Regions from separate parts of the Homo sapiens genome. Here regions 2 and 3 are each linked to region 1. A link is a loop called in an ENCODE intact Hi-C map of the cell type or tissue named here. Cell type or tissue: natural killer cell. All regions are shown on one strand. Links, peaks and the distances in the headings refer to the core of each region. The heading gives the core; the rest is flanking DNA.

Region 1 (7,304 bases), core at 1,151-5,150:
GGAGTGAACCCGGGAGGTGGAGCTTGCAGTGAGCCGAGATTGCGCCACTGCACTCCAGCCTGGGCAACAGAGCAAGACTCCGTCTCAAAAAAAAAAACAAAACAAAAAACAAAACAAAACAAAAAAACAAACAAAAAAAAGAAAATAGCACAAATGAAAAACAGAACACTGCATAACAAAGCTTTCTTCCCCTGCCGACACAGTCTCGCTCTGTCACCCAGGCTGGAGTACAGTGGCGTGATCTCGGCTCACTGCAATCTCCACCTCCCGGGTTCAGGCGATTCTCCTGCCTCAGCCTCCCAAGTAGCTGGGATTACAGGTGCCTGCCACCACCCCCAGCTAATTCTTTTTATTTTTAGTAGAGATGGGGTTTCACCATGTTGGCCAGGCTGGTCTCCAACTCTTGATCTTAGGTGATCCGCCCTCCTCGGCCTCCCAGAGTGCTGGGATTACTGGCCGTAAGAAAACTTTCAAAGCAAAAATAAATCTGTACTCAGAGGAAATATCCTAAAAACCAAATTCCTAACGAAAAAAAATGAAATATAAATTAAGCATCCAAGTTAAGAAATCAGAAAAAAACCAATGCAAGCAAATGTAAGGGAAAGCAGAAACAATGAAGAAAAAGCCTAAAGAGAGCTAGGGAGTGTAATAAATACATCTGCATAAAATTGCATTTAAGAATAGGAGCTCCTCCAGTCAGGTGAGGTCCACAAGGAAAAAAAGAAAAGAAAAAATGAATAAAATTAGTTCCTTGAACGAAGAAACAAAATAGATAAACCACTCAGAGAAGGGTATTAGTACTTCCATTTTATAGACATGAAGGCTCCGCAAGGTTAAATAACTAGTTCAAGGTCACTATCATCCAGTTAGTGAGTCTAAAAAATCTGAACCTGAACCCGGGGTGATGTGACATCCAGACTTACTTGGGCAGTGTTGGGCACTGGAAGAACGACGCCTGCTGCCATGATTGGGAGGCCCATGCGGTGGGCCCCAGAGAATGGCCCCACCTGCCCACGGTACTCCCTGGCCCTGCCAGCACCCCTGGGGACCTGAGGTGAATGTGAAGTGCAGGCCTGGCCTGCGGTGGGGTGTGAACTGGCGCTGGCACTGTTATCTTTACTCTAATACAGCATCCCACACCCCCAGAGTCTGCACCAGCTCTGGGCTCCTCACCCACAGGGTCTGCCTGGAGCCCCTCTCCTCATCTAGCTCACAGGCAGGCAGGCTTGGGCTGAAGCCTGAAGAGGACTCTGGCTGGAAAGCCCATATGCGGTCTCCAAGTTCCTGCCTACCTCCCGCTTTGAAGATGCGGTTAATTTAGCAAGGGGGGTGGGGAAGAAGATGATTTCAACATATGGTGAGTGATGAACAGTTGGACAGATGTGCTATACAAAGGCCTCCCTCTCTGGCGTCAAAATTTAACAAGGACCTGGCAAATAAAAGAAATACATGAAATACATGGGCTTCTTTCAGTTACTCCTTCCTTTTCCACCTCCAAATAATGGTGAATTAACAAATGAGAAGTACTCTGCAAATGCAACCAAAATCTATGTTCTTTATTGTACAATCTGATTTAGTAGAGAAGAGAAATCGGAGACAGCATTTGTATTGGATTGTTCCTTCTAACCAGATAAACAAAGCAGTTTCTGAGGGCCACTGACACATCAACAGAGACAGACGATTGAACTAGTTAAATTCACAGTAACCACTGGGGCCCAATACCAGGAGCCAGGGTGCACTGGATGGGTCTGCGTGGAATACGAAGCCTGGAGCAGCTCTTACCTCACGGTAAGTTTGATCTGGCACCAGGAAAAGAGCCACCAACACAGCAGCTGCCCCAGCCCAGCCCGGCCCCCACAGGCTCCACTGTACTGAAATGCATGCGAGTTACCTTTGTTATTATCTTTGTAACCAATACATGTTACTAATACACATTCAGTAAGACAAATTCAAAAGATACTAATGTGGCCAGGGAGCAGTGGCTCACACCTATAATCCCAGCACTTTGGGAGGCCGAGATGGGCAGATCACCTGGGGTCAGGCGTTCGAGACCAGCCTGGCCAACCAACATGGTGAAATCCCGTCTCTACTAAAAATACAAAAATTAGCCAGGCGTGGTGGCAGGCACCTGTAAGGTGCGGTGGCTCACGTCTGTAATCCCAGCATTTTGGGAGGCCAAGACGGGCAGATCACCTGAGGTCGGGAGTTCGAGACCAGCCTGACCAACATGGAGAAACCCCATCTCTATTAAAAATACAAAATTAGCCGGGCGTCGTGGCACATGCCTGTAATCTCAGTTACTTGGGAGGCTGAGGCAAGAGAATCGCTTGAACTCAGGAGGTGGAGGTTGCAGTGAGACAAGATCGCGCCATTGCACTCCAGCCTGGGCGACAAGAGCAAAACTCCATCTCAGGAAAAAAAAAAAAAAAAGTGGCTGAGCGCAGTGACTCATGCCTGTAATCCCAGCACTTTGGGAGGCCGAGGGGGGTGGATCACCTGAGGTTGGGAGTTTGAGACCAGCCTGACCAACATGGAGAAACCTCGTCTCTACTGAAAACACAAAATTAGCTGGGTGTGGTGGCACATGCCTGTAATCCCAGCTACTCGGAAGGCTGAGGCAGGAGAATCACTTCAACCCAGGAGGCGGAGGCTGCAGTGAGCCGAGATCATATCATTTGCACTCCAGCCCGGGCAACAAGAGTAAAACTCTGTCTCAAAAAAAAAAAAAAGATACTAATGTGTGCACAAGAAAACAATCCAACTCAAAAGGTAAACAGTGTTAACAAACTGGTGGACAGCCTCCAGGCTTATACACATTCATATTAGCAGTCATGGTCTTCTCTACAAATGCAGGAAGCTACTGTATTATTCAACCTGGGTTCTTCTCTTTCTATACATGGTCATCTTTCTAAAAATATACATAAGTTCTGTTTAGTTCAGACTTAAAAATTAAAAGATAAAAATACACATAGTGATCTACCTCATTCTTTTTAATGCCTACACAGCATTCCACTATACAGTGGCATCGTATTTTATTTACCCATTTCCCTACGGAAATGTCCAACTGAACATGTCCCACCACAAATAATGCCACAACCAACACTCCAGTACATGTATCTTTACATGCTGGGGCCAATATTTCTTTACAACCTGGCATCTCTGCAAAGCACATTTTTCGTTTGTGTCCATAGAAAGAAAAGAGTTGAGACCTGTAACCCCGCACAGAGTAACCAGCAAGGCCCGAGACCTCTCATTAGGTAAATTACATGGGAGTCAGACGCCCTTCGGCAGCAAATGCCCAGACAGGCAGAGAACACAGCCTACTTACAACAACCCCATCCTCTTCTTCCCACCCCCTCTAGCTGTGGCACTCCCACAGTTCAGCTGCAGGAGGCGGATTAGGGCCAACAATGACTATCACCAGAAGCACCGAAGGACTCCTCAGCAACCACTCCAACCTGGATGCAATGCCTCCCGTTACCCCGGTGAGGAAATACTCCATCGGGCTGCCCGAATAAACATTACAGCTGCAGAGAGCATCCTCCTAACCGCCACTAAGGTGGCTGTCCTTACTATCACCCCCTATTTGCAGATAAGGGAACAGAGGCTCAGAGGTGAAGTGAGAACCAGGGTCACACAGTGCCCTCCTCACTCTACCACAGCTTCTCAGAACTGGGCCACACGCCCTCGGGTGTTTGCTGCTATAGAGACGTTCATCAACTCAGCCGAGACAAAGGAACTTTCTCTTTGATGAAAATAAATAAATCCAAAAATACTGAAGTGGGAGCTAAAAGGGCTGGGTTGGTATAAATAATCTCCAGCAAAGGCCAAAGGACTGGACCCCAGAAGCCGTGCATGACTTCTCCTCCAAGCCTCAGACACTAGAGGAAACCCAGGACAATCGCCGGCGAAGCCAGTTCTAAAGTAACAAAGGAATAAAGGACAGATCCAAAATAAGGGCCAGGGATTACTACGCCAAGGGCATTCCCAGGTACGCCAAGCTGTGACTTCAGAACGGTGGGAAAAGGGAGCATGCACCCTCACTCCAAATACACTACACACGTTATAAACACCTTACCCACAGACTCCTCACCTCACCCAAAACTCTATACTCACAACTCTCCTCCCCCACCCACCATCTCCCCGAAGCGTCTAAAAAACCGTATTGCACTGCCCCATTACCCTAAGGGCATGCCCACCTTTCCCCTTCCCCCACCCTCCAACCATGTCAACAGCAAATTGTAAAGCTGTGGGATCTTTGGAAGCAGCACTTGTTAATTAAACCCAGTCTATGCCACTGCTGAACTTTACCAATACAACATTATGATTCATCCAGGGTGTGCAAAGAATTACAATGGCCTTTTCTCCCCTCAAAAAGCTGAAGAGACCACACTAAGGAGCCATATGAGATGTCTTTGCTTATATTAAGGTCTACCTATAAACAGTCACACCTCCCACCTTCCAGTGGTCACTTCAGGTTTAGAATTCATATGCACAGTTAAAACAGTCCCCTTAGTTAAAAACAACTGGTTAAGACAGCAGTCCTCTCTTGATATTATAAAGAAACAGCAGGGAAGAAGGAATGACTTTCACTTTCTACTCTATACACTTCTGGAGCTTGATGTTTGTAGCAAGGCTGTATTGTAACTGTGACACGCCTGTATTGTAACTGTTACATTGTTTTTAAGATCTCGGTGAACTGAGCAACATAGTATCAACACCATATACTGTTCCAAGTTGACTAGGTTTCCTACACTGCACTAACACTGCATCCCAGAAATTACGCCAATCTTTGCAGCAATGCTGTGAGACAGGTTCCGTATCCATTTGGGGCAGATAAGAAAACTGAGACTTAAAGGAGCAAAAGACATGATTTGTTCAAGACCTCATAGCAGGTAGGTCTAAGTGGCTGAAAGGAACACTCCTGTCGGCCTGAGGTCAAGTCAGGGCTGTTGCTGGCCCAGCTGCAGTCTCCCTTGCAGCCAGAACCCACAAACTGCCTTAACATGCCTACCTTCATTCCTTCCAAGACATTTACCTGAAACTCCCCAAGAACACAACACAACAGACTAGACACAGGGCAGCTGCCAGCTATCAAACGCCCTTGCTCGTGGGAACAGACATCCGCAGTGGTGTTCATTGTGGAGAGATGTACAGAAGAGCCCTGATGCACCTGCCCATGGGAGGCCCTTGCTAGTTAAGGTGACTGAGCTCCAGGAGGTGAGGGCAATGCGCTACGGGTCCAAATCTTTAGCATGTAGCACAGTGCTGAGCACATAATTAGAAACCCCAACACCTAGGTAACAAACAAGCCCCAAGTGTACAAAAGCCTGCCTGCTCCAAACCCCCGGGCCCCCGGGGAGGGCTGAATCCAGGAACCATTAATAGCTGCGGTCTATGGAGAGCCTGCTGTCTTGTGCCAGGTGCCCTATCAACTCTGCAGCACATGACCCTCTGAATCCTTTCCCAGGTCCTATGAAGGTGTTACTATCACATTTTGCAGAGGAAGAGAATGGAGATTCAAAAAGATTTAAAAGCTGGCCCCAGGTCACCCAGCTTCTAAGTGGTAGAACCTGGACTTGAAGGCAGCTGACCCCAAAGCAGGGCTTCCAGTGTGGGGTGCTGCACTGTGCCTGCAAGGGAGAGCTACTCTCCACCAGGAAGAGGGGGCATGGCATTCCCAACTCTCCCAGCGAGCTCTCTCTGAATTCCAGCTAACAATAACCCCCCCAGGAGCCAGAGCAGTGTAATTCCAAACCGCACCTCCTCTTGCCAGAGCACAAATCCCCGCCAGCCTAGCCTGATGAAACACCACCACCCAGGCATTCCAGTGCTTCATTTCTGCAGTCACTTCAACCAATGGTGTGATCTCCTGGAAGAACTAAACCAAAGTGGGGGGCAGGAGGGGTGGCAAGTGACGCCAAGAGGTTGAGTCGAGAAGTGAGATATGCACAACAGCCACTATCAGGAGCTGCAAAAGCGCCAACAGCAATGAATATTAACAGCAACAAAACCACCAAGGACTGTGAAAGACGGGGCTATGAGAAAACTTAAAATGGAGGCCGTCTCTGAATTTTATGCACCAGGCTCCAGTGTATAACAGTTGGAAGAAAACAGGCAGCAAGGACAATCATTTTACTTGATACAGAAAATCAACCTTAGACCTGGCTGTGTCTATCGCCTCCTTCCAGCTCCCACAGTGGCCTTCACCTAACAAGACACCCAGAGCAACTCCTCCAGTGGCCGCTTCTGCACTGTGAACGGAGCTGCTGTGTCTGATCGCTGTCTGCCCAAGCTCACCAAAACATCAGACCCTACGCTCACCACAGAAAGCCGCAAACAGTAGCTTTTGATTGGAAAATGTGCACACCCAAAACAATCCAAAAAGCCTGTTCATTTAGAAAAGCCCATAGTCCAGAAACATACGCTCACACATATAAGCTGATACAAAGTTTTCTGAAGAGAAATCTGGCAGAATTCTTACCAAAAAGCTATTCAGTTGAAGAGTCCACACTGCAGAACCACATTCTCACACTTACATGCTTACATACAAATTGTATGTTTTTGAAAACAAATCTGGTACAGTTTGACCAAAATTGTGTAATATTCCAAAACTACAAATAGCCCAAATGTCCACCAGTAGGAGACAGAGGTTAAATCAAGTATACCCACAAAATATTCTCTGCAGTTGCTAAAATAGATAACATAATCCGTCTGCGTAGCTGTCAGGGAGCACGCTGAGACATTTTATCACGTGAAAGGGCAGCAGCATGCTTGAAGAATACAAACGTGCATGTGGATAATGTGGGTTTTTTTCTGGGAGGAATCCCAAGAACTTCCTCACACTGGTTTTTTTTTCAGAGAGAGTGGGGAAGAGCCTTTATACCTCCCTGAGCAACTTGAATTTTCTTTTTAAAAAGTCAACTGGGGGCCGGGTGCAGTGGCTCACGCCTGTAATCCCAGCACTTTGGGAGGCTGAGGCGGGTGGCTCGCCTGAGGTCAAGAGTTCGAGACCAGCCTGGCCAACATAGTGAAATCTCGTCTTTATTAAAAATACAAAAAAATCAACTAGGCATGGTGGCGGATGCCTGTAATCCCAGCTACTAGGGAGGCTGAGGCAGAAGAATTGCTTGAACCCAGGAGGCGGAGGTTGCAGTGAGCCAAGATCACGCCATTGCCTTCCTGGGCAACAAGCAAAACTCTGTCCCCACCACCAAAAAAAAAAAAAAAAAAAGTCAACTGGGAATATCTAAACCATGGGATTATAAACGATTTTTTCTTCTTTTACACACCTGTATATTTTT
Region 2 (7,304 bases), core at 1,066-5,065, 320 kb before region 1:
CAGCGTGTGCTGTCTAGGGCTGGGGTGCAGGCTGTTGGTGTGCCTCTGGCACCCCCTTCCTTCTTTGTCAAGAGGCATGGGCAGTATTTTCTTGCTACTTCCCCCTCCTCTGTGAGCTAAGGTACAGGGGGGGAGGTTCATCTGAATTTATTAGAAATCTGCTGTCTGCTGGTCACAATTCCTTTCTCCCACTTTCTTCTCCCAGGCTGTAGTTTGAAAGACAGGTGACAATTCTCTGAACCCAAGTCCCACCCTGCAGTCTGGACTGCTGCTTCCCGGAACACCACGACTCCTGTAACAGCTTAGACTTCTGTCCCCACAGTCCCTTAGCAGCAGCTTTCTCTTTGCTTTTCACTGGCTTGCCCAAACCACACAGTGACTTTACTGCATATTAAGTTTTGTGATCAGGCGATTCTGCAGTGCTTTTAAAGCGTAGAAATGGAGCACTGAGCACAGGATGCTGTGTGGTTTGCCCAGGGCTGGGTTCAGAGGGGCGGATTTCAGGCATTTGCTCTATAGCTTTTAAAATTTGTGCCACTGATGTGGACCTGACAGATGCGATTCCCAGCCACACACTGTATTGTTAAAAACGGAGCAGGAGTGTGACACTGACAGTAACTGAGAGAAGGAAGGACATGGAATGAGAAGAGAGGACAGCTGACATCCAGTGGAATGTGACCGTGTTAAATAGCCACTTAGCTGACCCCAAACGAGCAAACAAACAAAACCCCTGGTTGGAAACAGTGGTTGTATTTATTTGCTGGTTATCACATGCGCCCATCCTCCTTCAAGTGATGGTTCTGAATAAATAGATGGATGATTGTTCATGAGTCATGGAATTGGCTACTCTCAACCCCTCCTTTCAATAATAAATACAAATAATAGTAGTAGCTGATGTTCATTAGGCACTTACCACGTGCTGTACCAGGCTCGCTTCTGTATATTTTACACTTGTGGTTGCATTTAATCCTTACAATAGGAGAAAGGTACTGTTAACTGTTCTCATCCTACAGAGGAGGAGACTAAGACACAGAGCTTTTCTTTGAGACCTGAAAGAGTTAACATTTGCACATAGTCATATACTGAGTTGGGGCAAAGTTAGGACTAAAGCCCATCTGACTATTCCCCATGCATCTATATTTTTATTGATTCTGATATTATTCTCTTGGCTGTGTGACTTGGGTGAAAATGAGCCTTCATGTTTCCAGGGACCCCTCTGCCACAGAGGCAGCTGCTGCACTAACAGGACACCCCATCATCCTGAGGATTCCTTCAGAAGACAGCTCTCCTCCTGACTGTCCTGCTGGAGCTCACAGGGGGCTGCGGAAGCCTTGCTTCTGGCTGGGTGACCGTGGGCAAATTGCTTAATCTCCTGAGCCTCAGGTGCCTTTGTTGTAATTTGGTAGGGTGGATAAACCCACCCCGGAGCCCTTTCTAATGCTGGTTCTTCTTCTTTTTTTTTTTTTTTTTTTTTGAGATGGAGTCTCACTCTGCTGTTGCCCAGGCTGGAGTGCAATGGGGTGATCTCGGCTCACTGCAACCTCCCCCTCCCAGGTTCAAGCAATTCTTCTGCCTCAGCCTCCCAAGTAGCTGGGATGACAGGCGCCCGCCACCACGCCCGGCTAATTTTTGTATTTTTAGTAGAGATGGGGTTTCACCATGTTGACCAGGCTGGTCTCTTTGGCCAGGCTGGTCTTGAACTCCTGACCTTGTGATCCGCCGCCTCAGCCTCCCAAAGTGCTGGGATTACAGGTGTGAGCCACCTCCCAGCCTAAGGCTGGTTCTTTGGGAGTCTAGACTGCAGTATGTGGGGTGGACTTATTGAGGCTTGTTTTGTTGATGATTTTTAATGGCAGTAAATGTTGGATAGCACTTAACTAATCATCAAAATAGCTTTTGAAACATTTTTGTACACATTAGTTTCTTTGTTGTTTTGGGCTTTGTTAATTTGTTTCTTTTTTTTTTTTTTTTTTTTTTTGAGAGGGAGTCTCGCTCTGTTGCCCAGGCTGGGGTGCAGTGATGCAGTCTCGGCTCACTGCAAGCTCCACCTCCCGGGTTCACGCCATTCTCCTGCCTCAGCCTCCTGAGTAGCTGGGACTACAGGTGCCCACCACTTCGCCTGGCTAATTTTTTGTATTTTTAGTAGAAACGGGGTTTCACCATGTTAGCCAGGATGGTCTCGATCTCCTGACCTCGTGATCTGCCCGCCTCGGCCTCCCAAAGTGCTGGGATTACAGGCGTGAGCCACTGCGCCCAGCCAATTTGTTTCTTATCATAAGTATGGAGTTGCCCAAGATTTTTCCCAGATGAGGATGATGGCAGCTCACATTTATTATTTCCTGTGTGCCGGGAACGATGCTAGGAGCTTTACCTTCAGACGTGTGTGTGTGATTTAATTAATTCTGTTCTTATAAAGAGTCAGCAATGGCAGGTATTGTGCCCATTTGACAGTTGAGGAAAGGGAGGCAGCAAGAGGGAAGTGACTCGCCAGGGGTGGGTTGTGTATTGCTGAGAACTGGAGTTTCACTTCTCTCCCCTTCCTGGGGTCTAGGGCTGACTTGCCGGCACCACCACTGCCTTGGGTTGGAATGTACTCTGGGGTTCCCCCGGGGCTTTCCAGCCTCTCTGTAGGACTGTTAAGGTGGCACCACATCTGCCTACAGATTTATGAAGAAGCCCCTGGTTTCTCCATTATTGAAGTGGCTTAAAAAGTACATTTGCTGAAAATATTGCATGAGAATCTGCTTTGGAGAAACCTTTCACAGATGGCACAACGGTAGGAAGTGGCCCTTACGAGTTAAAGTAGTTCCACCCACCCACCCACCCAACACTGGCTGTCACTGAGTGTCAAGCAGCCTGCCAGGGGAGGAGAGGGTACTGAGAGGGCTGAGGCGTCAGTGCCCTTGGGGAACTGACAGTCAGCCACCACCTGCGTTGTGTACAGGAGACTTTTGATCTTGGCTCTCACACCCTCATCCGTGTTAGAGGCAGCATGAGCCTGAGCTGAGAGGTGGGAGACCTGCCTCATGGCCCCTGGGCCTGCACTGATGCACTGGATCAGTGCCCCTCCCCAACCCTGTCTTTCCATCTGTGCAGTGAGCCAGTACAGAACAGTGTCTGAGAGCATGTGCTTCAGGTCCTCTAGCTGTGGCTTTAGATACCAGCCCTCCTGTGTCATTGTTGTGGGATCTTGGGCATGTCACTCTGTCTTGTCTAACTCTCAGTTTTTCCTTATCTGTAAAATGGGGAAAATCCTAACAGTACCTACCTTATGGTATTGAGGGAGAATTAAACGAGATGATGTACATAAGCATTTAATCAGAGTCTGGACACATAAGAAGTGCTCGATAAATCTTAGCTTTTGTTCTTACTTCAGGTCGCCTTCTACTCTAAAGTGACCATTTCTTTAAAAATGGTAATCTGGTAACTAAAATTCAAACCTCAGCACTCACAGAGAAGGGGAGGTCCCTGACTATTGAGGTATTTCCTTTTAGGCTGGTTTGTTCTTTCTCTTTCTCTCTCTAAGAAAGCTGAAGTCCAGGGAGTAGGTTTTTACAATTAAGTAATAAACTTTTGAAGTGATCACTCGTAGGAAGAGTAGAGGGCAATTCATTTCAGCTACACATATCCCAGTGCATGCAGGCAGACCAGGAGGCCCTGATTTTAATTTGAGTCTGTCTGGAAGGAATGGGCCTGTGCTTGCAGGCTGTGGTATATGTCAGAGCCACAGCAGGGCTGATACACCAACAGGTATATTTTTTGCCCTGTCTCAAGGGACACCTCCCCAGTTTCTCCTTGCGGGGTGACTTTCGGGGATTAATTAAATCATCTTCGTTCAGCTCTGGAGGTGAAATGATCACAGAGTGTTGCATTTGTGACAGTTAAAAACCACAAGACATTCAAGGTCCTCGTGTACAAAGTAACTTACAAGTTGCATTGAGCACTGCAAGAAGGGGGATTTCATACCCTTTATTTTTCTTTCTTGATTAACTTTCACAGTAAAGATAAATTCAGAAATGCTGTTTTGGTGTTCTGAGTCTTCCTTAACCCCTGCTCCACTGGGAATTTCGGGTATGTGAAAGTAAATGTGTGTAGTCTCCTTGCAAATTTGTCAGTGCAGCTAGCATGAAGCACAGTGCTATTTGCAGAGAGACCAAAGCCCAGTCAACCCTTTTCACTTTCTGTAATCATTTGGTCCTGGAGCTACAGAACCTCTCAATTAGCATAACCACACTAATTTGTGCTTCTGCCTCAGCTTGTCAAGAGTGCCTTGCAAATATTAATTCTCTGAGCTCATCAGAAGACCAAAGGCATAGATCAAAAGCATGCTTTTCTGCATGATCTGTCCTTGTTTTTTTTCTGTTCATGAGGAGCTTTCTCTATTAATTACCCTAAATATGCAAGGTTGTAGAATGAAGCTTTTATATTTGACAAGTAAGAATTGGGCTAGGGACCTGGATTACAGGGACTCGGGCTAGGGACTGCCTGTGCTGCAGGGGTGCGGAGTTCCCTGGCCTCAGCTTGGCAGGAGAAATGCACGTACTGCTGAGGAAATTCTGTAGGCTAAAGTCATGGGGAGCGTGTGAGTCATGATCACCAGAAATGCCTGGACCTGTGGCATCTTTGGGTGATGAAGAGGGAACCAGCTTAGCACTGCCACAGACACACCATGTCCTCTGGGGCAAGCCAGGATTCCTTCCTGGGCCTCTGAACCCCACTCTATAATTGGAGGGCCTTGAACTGGAACAGAGGTTCCTGAGCTTTTTAAGATCATAGGTCTCCCAGGAGTCTGATGGAAACTCTGTGGACCTTGTCCCCAGGGAGAAAGATTCATTATGTGTGGACATGTTTCTGCCAAGCCGTAAATTCCCACTACTATATGATAAGTGAGAATTCGCAAATACCCGGGGTCTTGGAAAGATCAAATAGAATTTTTGTTGTCTGAAACAATCAGGACTTAGTTCAGTCAGGTCTGAGCCCTAGTAACAGTAATTATGCATTCCCAGAATTTGGTAAGGATTTTGTGAAATGGGGCTTGTAAGCTGCTGGGTGGAATACCTGCATGGATAAAAGGGGGAACCTTCCCCTTATGGGTGAGGTTTAAAAAAAAATTATGTATAGTAAAATTGATGTTTTGGGGATATACAGTTGTATTTTTTGTTTTTCATTTGTGATGGGGTCACACTGTCACCCAGGCTAGAGTGCAGTGGTACCATCGTGGCTCACAGCAGCCTCGACCTCCTGAGCTCAAGGAGTCTTTCAATTTCAGCCTCTTGAGTAGCTGGGACTACAGGTGCGTACCACCACACCCTTTTCATTTAAAAAAATTTTTTTTGTAGAGACAGGTTTCCCTATGTTTGCCAGGCTAGTGGGGTATAAAGTTTTGTGCGTTTTAACACGTGTAGATTTGCATAACCACTACCACATTCAGAATACAGGCCAATTCCATCACCCTGAGTGAAAAAGCCTTCTTGCCGCCCCTTTGCAGTCATACCCTTCTCCCACCCTGGCAGCATGGATCTGCTTCCTTTCTTTTTTTTTTTCTTGAGACAGAGTCTCGCTCTGTCCCCCAGGCTGGAGTGCAGCAGTGCCGTCTCAGCTCACTGCAACCTCTGCCTCCTGGGCTCAGGTGATTCTCCTGCTTCAGCCTCCCAAGTAGCTGGGATTATAGGCATCCACCACCGCGTCCGGCTAATTTTTGTATTTTTAGTAGAGACGGGTTTCACCACATTGGCCAGGATGGTCTCGAATGCATGGCCTCAAGTGATCTGCCCGCCTCAGCCTCCCAAAGTGGTGAGATTACAGGTGTGAGCCACTGTGCCCGGCCAGCATTGATCTGTTTTTTATCTATACCTATAGATTTGCATTTTCCAGAATACCGTGTAAGTACAACCATAAAGTGTGTAATCGGCCTTTTACTCTGTACTGACTTTGAGACTCGTCAAGTTGTCCTTTTTATCACTGGTTCATTCCTTTTTATTGCTGAGTAGTATTCTATTGCATTGACATAATAACTGCTTATCTGCGTGAGAATTTGACCTTGGCTGACTATCTGTCTGTTTGCTAGAAATAGACAAAGATGGCACAGGACCAACAAAAAACAACCCAATTTTGGCCGGGTGCAGTGGCTCACACCTGTAATCCCAGCACTTTGGGAGGCTGAGGCGGGTGAATCACGAGGTCAGGAGATTGAGACCATCCTGGCTAACATGGTGAAACCCCGTCTCTACTAAAAAATACAAAAAATTAGCTGGGCATGGTGGCACGCGCCTGTAGTCCCAGCTACTCGGGAGGCTGAGGCAGGAGAATGGCATGAACCTGGGAGGTGGAGCTTGCAGTGAGCCGAGATCACGCCACTGCACTCCAGCCTGGGTGACAGAGCAAGACTCCGTCTCAAAAAAAAAAAAAAAACACAACCCAATTTTTAAATGGGCAAAGGGCTTGAATAGGCATTTCTCCAAAGGAGATATACAAATGGCTAATAAACACATCAAAATGTGCTCAACATCACTGATCATTAGGGAAGTGCAAATCAAAACTACAAACAGAGCTGGGTGCAGTGGTGCGTGCCTGTAGTCCCAGCTACTCAGAAGGCTGAAGTGGGAGGATTGCTTTAGCCCGCAAGGTCAAGACTGCAGTGAGCTCTGATAGCGCTGCTGCGCTCTGGCCTGGGTGACAGAGTGAGACCCCGAAAAAGAAAATTAGCTGAGCATGGTGGTGTGCGCCTGTAGTCCCAGCTACTCAGGGACTAAGGAGGGGACTGAAGCAGGGGGATTGCTTGAGCCCAGGAGTTCTGGGCTGTAGTGCACCATGCCTACCTGGTGTCTGTACTAAGTTCAGCATCAATATGTTAACCTCTGGGACTACCACGTTGCTTAACAAGGGGTGAACTGGCACAGAGTAGAAGTGGAGCAGGTCAAAACTCCTGTGCTGATCAGCCCTGGGATCACACCTGTGAACAGCCACTGCACTACAGCCTGGGCAAAATAGTGAGACCCCCATCTCATTCATTCATACATACATATATATACGTACATACATACATACCTAAGTACATACCTACCTACCACAGGGAGATACCAGCTCACACCCATGAGGATGGCTGTTTTCAAAAACTCAGAAAATAGAGCTTGCAGATAGCTGAACAGGTAGCACAGCTGGGGAGGATGTGGAGGCTCCGTGCCCCTTCTCACAGGCCCTGCCCAGTGCAGCTCTTCATCTGTGTCCTTTGTAATATCCTTTATGATAAATGGGTAAGCACAAGGCAGATGGAATTAACAGACTGTGGCTGCTGTTTTTAAACA
Region 3 (7,304 bases), core at 1,046-5,045, 260 kb before region 1:
GTGGCAGCAAAGGCCCCACGTTGTTGGGCTGGTTGGAGGCGCTCAGCCACATTGCAACCCCAGTTTTGTGGGCGGGCCCAGAACTGGGACTTGGTTTTTAACTTTGTTTCAAGGGGAAGGTGTGTTCTGATTCCAACAACTGACTTGGAAAAGACCGATCTCTGCTTTGCCTCTCCACCGTGTGGCCCGTGCCTCCTCCCTGGCGGGCTGAGATGTAGGCCTTCAGACAGACGGCAGGAGGCTGCCTCCTGTGGAGGATTTGGGCCTTTAAAATAGAACTTCAATTCCAGGAGACTTAGAGGATACAGCTGCTGAGGGAGAGCAATGAAAAATGAGATTCCCTCTTGAAAAACGATCACTATTTCCTGCTCTGAGGATTCTAGAGTAAAGCAACTGAGTTTTTGAAGTTGGGTTGCCCCTGGTTTTTCCTAGGGGCATTCCCCGGACAGTGTGGGGTTTAGAGAGTGTTAAATGAGAGAGGTAATTTGGAGGGAGTTAGAGGAATGCTATTTGGCTGAGTTCAAGATCCAGGGAAGGGGGATGGCTGTCTTTTCAAAACACTTGGTTGAGGAGCCTCTTTAATCAGTATGGCGAGTTTTGTAACTGATCACAGACTGCTAAGGCATAAAGGCAGTGAGAAAGGGAGGACTTTCTGACTTAGGAAGATCCCCTTCTCCGCTTTCTTGCCAAATGTTGGCAATTCCAGGCATCACTGAAATATATGTTCTTCCCCAACCCATTATTTTTGGGGTTGTTTAAAAATAGTGTCTTGGTTGCACCCATAATCCCACCTCCCAAGTCGAGAGAGCCAGTGTATAACTTTGGCCTCTTCCTTGAGGCCGGGAGACTGTCCCGAGGTTTTGCGCTGAGAGTATTTTTAGCCCAGGTGCTAGCACAGCCGGGAGGTCTTTGATGTGCGTCTGCTATGAACCAGCCATCTTGGTCCTGGGCTTTTCCAGAAGGGTGTAATTCACTTTTACAAGCAGTCCTGGCCTGGAAGTCTTTTCTTCTCCTCTTACAGTGACTTACTCCCCTGGTGATCAAGGTTGTGAACACACTTAATAAACAGCTTATTTGCTAGTCTTTGGCTTCAAAAGGGGGAAGAGGAGCCTACACCAAGATTGTGGCATCTGCGTCAGAAGCGAGGGTGGGGACAGGATGGTGGTGATCCTAGCCAAGCCCAGTGTCCCACGCTGAGTGGGTGCTGACTTAAGTGGAACACTGACCCAGAGGAAATAAGAAAAGTCCTCTAGGGCCAAGAGCAGACGTGAGCCCTCCTTCCTCTGAACTTGAATTCTGCTTTGTTTGAACAATCCTTAGGGTACTTACTCCTCTCTCTACTAAATTAGGAGACCGTGTGGCTGGTGTGTGAAGCAGAACTGATTCAAATCCAGGGTCTGTCACTTACTCCTCGGCCTCACTCTCCCTGTCTGTGGCATGAAGACAGTGGTACCTGTATTGGAGGGTCACTTCGAGGCTTCAGTGAGATGAGGCCTGTTGAGTGCCTGCGGTGGTGCTGGGTGCTCACTGCACAAGAAGTGGTCCTAGTCATTGCTGTGTAGCCATTGTCATCGCTGCCAGCTCCACGTGGGCAGGGCCTTGTGTTACTCAGCACCTGATACAACTCCCTGTACATAGTGGGGGCCAATACATTTGACTGGAAATGAAGTGGATTGAATTTTAGGCTCTAACCCAATGAAATTCTGTCTGTGCTTAAACCAGGAGGACTTCTGATTTTCCCAGAACCTCAAGGGCCCTCAGGAGCCTCCCGTGGGGGTTAGGCCAGTAACTCTGAAGTAAGAGTCAGCTGGTATCAGTAGCACCAGGGTGGGCTCTTCTATCCCAGCCCTCTGCATGCTTGGGTGTCATGTCAGAACATGAGGAGGAGAAAGGGCTGAGGGAGGCGAGTTGACGCTTTCTCCTCCAGTTCGGAGGAAGGAGCCTGAACTGCCCTCGTTCAGGGGCAGGGGGGCCTGGGTGGTAAACTGGGCCTCCTCCTGACCCCAGCACCTTGCAAGTGCTTTGCGTGTAAATGTTTATGGAGTGAAGGGGTGGATGAGTGAGGATGCCACGCAGTGTCTGACCTGCACTGTGCAGTGCAGCCTGCTTCCCTAAGGTGACAGGGAAGGACTTTTGAGGTGACTCCTGTCCCTTCACTGTCTTCTTTCTCTGCCCATGAGCTCCTTCTGCAGTGTCCCAAGCTGCTAGGGATTGTGGCTGCCAGCTCCTTCCCCTGTTGTCTGGGAGATAAATACATGAATGTATGCTTACTGACGAATGAAAATGCTGTTTTTCCTCTGGAGGCCCAGAGGGTGGCCTGTCAAACTGTGAGTTCTCAGAGTCTCTGAGCAGGGCTAGCGCAGCAGAGGTGGGGGCCGTCTGCTGCCACCTCCTGCCTGCAGGCCCATGGGGCTCCATCACCACGACCCAGCCCCAGCTAGACAGGCCTTCCTGCCCCCAGACTGGCTGCTTTGCTGGTGGCACTGCACTGGAGAGCAGGAGGCTGCGGCCCCGGCAGAGCACTGTTGGAGTGCTGAGATGGCATGCTGCCTCCACCTGCCCCTCCTAGGCTGGCAGCCATCCTAACAGGCAGGTTCCTCTGAGCCACGGAGGCTGCCCCAAACAACTCCACCTAAAAGACAAAGGCCGGGGGAGGGCTCTGCCTCCAGATGATGAGATGTACCCTGGCCTCTGCTCTGTGGTTTACTCAGAATAAACTGTTATTTTACCATCACTCTTTTTTTCATTTTGCCTCTGAAAATAAAGCTGAGAAATGACTAATTCACATCTCAGGAAGCCTATGAAGTCTGTGGTTTTCATCTCTAGATCAATGCCTAACAGTAATGGAAAAGAAACGCTTCCCTGGGAGTAGGCCACCGTGGGGACAGGCCGCCTTGAGTGGTTCAGGACACCGGCTAGGGCTGCAGTCACCTTGTCTGTGAAAATGGGAGGGGAGGGGAGGTTTAAACTTAACCCTGTGACCTTGGCCAAGGTCCATGACTACCGTGTGACTCGGTCTCGTCATCTGTTTAGTGGTAATAAGAATACCTCCCCTCTGATGTTAGCATGAGGACCAGGCATATGCCAAGAGCTCCCCACATATTAGAAGCCCCACTCCTGGCTTCTAAGGGGATTTCTTAAATTGTAAGTTTTTTAAAAATCTAAATTTTAATATCTAATTTAAAAATTTCTGAGAGGAAGTTTAAAAACAGCCGCTGCTGATTTAACCACTTGATTGGGCTCCGGGAGGGAAGCCGCTCTGAGTCTCAGAGGCGTCCCTTCCATCCCCTCAAGCAGCATCTGTGGTTTATAAGAGGAGCGAGTCTGGGAATTCTCTTCACGTCTCTGGCAGGTAAGGGAGGGGCTCCCTGGACATCATCTCCATGCTTTGTTCACGCGGAAAAGTTTACCTGACGAGGGCTGTGGGTTCTGTTTAAATCCTAGGAGATGCTTAAGTTATTAGAATTTTTCTCTATTTTTAAAGCCAGTTGTGTTAAGAAATAACAGCTGTCCACTGAAGATGGTGGCATTTATCCCAAAAAGGAGTATATTTTTGAACGGTCTGGTGGCCACAGATGACATTTATGAATGTTAACTAAGTGCCAGGACTGGGCTTAGTGACTCACTGTATGTGCAGTACTGTATGACATCCTCCCAACGGCCCAGTGAGGTAAAGATCACTACTCCCATTTTACAGCAGAGAAAAGCAAGCCCCAGGGAGGCCAGCTGACTCAGCATCACACAAGATGACGGCCTTTCCCTTCCATCTGAGACGTGGGTGGGACGGGAATACGTGGATAGGCTGCCCTAGGCCACGTGTAGAGATGAGTGCCACTTCTGTTTGCCCCATGTCATAGCCATAGGACATGGTGGCAGTTCCCCTTTGAATGACTGTGGTCCCTACCTTCAGAGAAAATCAGTCTGGAATGTTGGGAAGCTGTGATGGTAGAGATTTCTTCTCTTGAAACAATAGAAGACTGCCTCTTTTTCCATGCATTCCATCACCAGACCTTGCACAGTGACATTTCTTGAGGCCATCACCCAGCCACCTCTGTCCCTGTACCAGGTACTGTGGAGGAGGAAATGGGCAGTACCTCCGTGTAGGAAGAGGGTGTGGGAGGGCTCCATAGTCTGGGACTCCAGTGCTGCCCTGAGCCCTGCCTAAGGCGAGCAGGAAGCCGCCTGTGACTCGGTCTCCTCATCTGTTGAGTGGTAATAAGAATGCCTTGGCTGGGCGCAGTGGCTCACACCTGTAATCCCAGCACTTTGGGGAGGCCGAGGCAGGCAGATCACTGGAGGTCAGGAGTTTGATACCAGCCTGACCAACATGGTGAAACCCCATCTCTACTAAAAATACAAAACTTAGCCAGGCGTGGTGGCAGGCACCTGTAATCCCAGCTACTAGGGAGGCCAAGGCAGGAGAATCACTTGAACCCGTGAGATGGAGATGGCAGTGAGCCGAGTTCGTGCCACTGCACTCCGCCTGGGTGACAGAGTGAGACTCTGTCTCCAAAAAAAAGAATGCTTTGAAGGCGAGCAGGAAGTGCCACCTTCAAGACCTCAGCACTCCACCCTGAAGCAGGCAGATCCAACCAGGCCAAGGCTCTTTGCTTCATGTCCCAGCCGTCCCATCACAGGAGGTGAGGGCCCAGGCTGTGCGTCTAGTCCAGCAGCACTGGAAATGTGGCCAGTGCCATCTGAGATGTGCTGAAGTATAAAATCCACAGCAGATTAATATGAAAGAAAAAGAAGGTAAATAGCTCATTAATCGTTTTTATATTACATGTTGTAATAATACTTTAGATAAATTGGGTCAATTAAAAAATATTTTTAAGACTGGGCACAGGGACTCTTGCCTGTAATCTCAGCACTTAGGGAGGCTGAGGTGGGCAGATAACTTGAGGTCAGGAGTTCGAGACCAGCCTGGCCAACATGGTGAAACCGTCTCTACTAAAAATTCAAAAATTAGCCAGGCGTGGTAGCAGGCACCTGTAGTCCCCGCTACTCAGGAGGCTAAGGCAGAAGAATCACTTGAACCCAAGAAGTGGAGGTTGCAGTGAGCTGAGATCTTGCCACTGCACTCCAGTCTGGGGGACAGAGTAAGTGAGACTCTGTCTCAAAAAAAAAAAAATTTTGTTTTAATTACATATGTGGTTCACACTATGTTTCTATTGGATAGTACTGGTCCAGAGAGTCCGTTAGAACCTAGAGGAGGAGGGTGAACAGTATAATCTTTCTTGTCTATTCCCTGGAGGTAGCTTGAACAACAGATGTTCTAGTAACCCAGGCTGAAGCGTCCCACCAAAGAAAGTTCCTGAATGAGTTGTCTCTGACTCGTGTGCTAGAACTACTTAGAGAATTATATTAAAAATCCATATAAACCATCTTATCTACATCTCTGATATTACCATCTGGTGTAGACTGAATGTCATAGCTGTTGGTTGTTACAGGGTTAATTCATTGATTCTTTTATCTGCGTGTTTGCTAACAAGCACTTATTTATTTTATGATGTGTCAGTTATTGGGCTAAGTGCCAGATTCCAAAATGAATGAGATTTGATTCTCTCATTGGGGTCTCAAAGGACTAGTAAGTAGAACCCTTCTCTGTCCCCTGAATTCTGAAAGTTGGAAAAGAAGACAGTAAGGTAGATAGATGGGGACCCAAATATCACCTTGATTTCTAAAGCCTTGCTTGAAGGATGCAGCTTGTTCTAAGAGCCCAGTGAGCTTCCCAGTATTGAGTCCCAGGATTAGACCAACATTACCCAACCACTCATAGTGGCTTTGCACTTGTCAGGCCTCCCCATCTGGGGGACATCGGAGAACAGGCTTACCATGGAGGGCTTACTCTCAGAGGTGGGGAGGGGGTTGGTTGGGGCGGCACATGGTTGGGTGCAAATCACACAGGGCCTCTCTGAGGGAGAATAGATGCCATCAGAGGTTTTCAAACAGAAGGGTGACATAGCGAGACTTAGCTCTTATAAGGACTACTCTGATTGCAGAGTTGAGAATGGGGAGGGCAAGGAGCAGGGGACAGTTAGAAAGCCATCGCGGTCGTCCATTTGAGGAATAAAGATGGCACTGGGCAGGCTGACCGTGGTGCAGGTGGTGAGAAGTGGTGGATTCTGAATGTACCATTAAGGTAGAACTCACAGGATTTGCCGAAGGATTGCCAGATGGACTCAAGCAAAAGAGAAGAATCAAGGATTTTAACCTGAGCTGCTGGAAGGGTGAAATGTCCTGTTTACCAAGATGTGGTCAAAGCAGGTTTGGGAGGAAGCTTCAGAGATACAGTTTTAGACTTGTGTTTGAGCCACCTGTCAAATGTCCAAGGGAATCACCAAGAGCTTGTGTTGTGTAATGAGACCACCCAACAATGAAGTCATCTGGCCCTCTTCTCTATCTACACATGTCCCTGAGGGCCTCCACTGGTCTTCTAGCTTCCTATACTGTGTATATGCCGACAGCTCTCGAATATATACCCCTAGCCTTCACCTAGCTCCTTCACTTCTCTTGAACTGCCAAATTCAGGCTCCTGTGGATGTCTAATACAGTATTTGTAAGAAGAGGAAATAAGGATGGATATACTACTTATTTCTGTGTAAATGAGGGATAAAACAGAAGTTATGTAGTTTTTTAACTTTTGAACTGTATAAATATTTTACAAATTCAGAAAAAATCCTGAAATTGAATATCAATAAAAACAAACCTAACTGTATATTAAATGATAATATAACCCACACAGAAAAAAGAATTAGAATATCTTTTTGAACACAGTACTTGCTATATGCCCATCACAGGATATATTCTAAGGACTAAAAGAATTGCTAAGAAATCTTGAACTTTTACCTTTAGTAGTTGTTAATGATATTCGTGTAGCAATTCTGAAGAAATTTTGTGTTTATTGTAGGATAAGGCAAATGAATAGATTGATGATGTTAGAAACCAGGGTTCTCACTGTTGTGGAAGGGAGCTGCAAATATGGAATCAAGGAAGGAGGAAGAACCTGGTGGTGTTGGCTTGCAGTAAGAAATAACAGTATTAACTTATGATTTAAAAATATATAGATATATACACACTCATATTTAATTATATATATTTACATTAAATACATGTACATATTTCTCTCCTAGCTGTGTCCACTGAAAGGACATAGAACAGTGACATCCCAGTGGCAATGAGCACATCTAATGCCCCGATCTTGGTTTCTAAATACCACTCCCCACCAAAAGGAGCTAGGGTACATTAAAGAAATGGCAGATTCCAAGCTGATTTCCTGGAGAAATGGGGTAGGGAAGGTACGG

What was found. Peaks named below come from ENCODE experiments on the same cell type or tissue, not always from the same donor. Only the 100,000 strongest peaks of a DNase experiment are listed, where the experiment ranks them.
Region 2: a loop joins it to region 1, with 3 times the contacts of the local background. A loop is called at or near these places in 4 of 110 quality-filtered maps.
Region 3: a loop joins it to region 1, with 3.0 times the contacts of the local background. A loop is called at or near these places in 4 of 110 quality-filtered maps.

What each region holds. Positions count from the first base shown.
Region 1 is chr9:131,404,147-131,411,450 of GRCh38, reverse strand. All of the region lies in intron 1 of PRRC2B (proline rich coiled-coil 2B), which reads right to left. Among named protein-coding and RNA genes, the nearest start is that of PRRC2B, 14 kb to the right of the region's middle. RefSeq lists an enhancer at 2,086-2,586 and a silencer at 3,590-3,709. In natural killer cell, for the core only: CTCF peaks have their summits at 3,163 and 3,379; DNase peaks (open chromatin) are centred at 1,300, 3,400, 4,100, 5,140 and 1 weaker place; H3K4me3 peaks cover 1,076 bases; H3K27ac peaks cover 3,456 bases.
Region 2 is chr9:131,724,868-131,732,171 of GRCh38, reverse strand. The region is part of intron 1 of RAPGEF1 (Rap guanine nucleotide exchange factor 1); the gene reads left to right. It also overlaps the pseudogene RN7SL328P. Among named protein-coding and RNA genes, the nearest start is that of RAPGEF1, 12 kb to the left of the region's middle. RefSeq lists enhancers at 2,265-2,414, 2,465-2,844, 3,115-3,224. In natural killer cell, for the core only: no CTCF peak of the experiment used is centred there; DNase peaks (open chromatin) are centred at 2,591, 2,881, 3,451, 3,811 and 2 weaker places; H3K4me3 peaks cover 412 bases; H3K27ac peaks cover 3,891 bases.
Region 3 is chr9:131,664,215-131,671,518 of GRCh38, reverse strand. All of the region lies in intron 1 of RAPGEF1 (Rap guanine nucleotide exchange factor 1), which reads left to right. Among named protein-coding and RNA genes, the nearest start is that of RAPGEF1, 72 kb to the left of the region's middle. RefSeq lists enhancers at 1,110-1,229, 1,290-1,499, 1,530-1,609, 2,264-2,333, 2,364-2,473 and 2 more. In natural killer cell, for the core only: no CTCF peak of the experiment used is centred there; DNase peaks (open chromatin) are centred at 2,798, 2,928, 3,718, 4,558 and 2 weaker places; H3K27ac peaks cover 4,000 bases.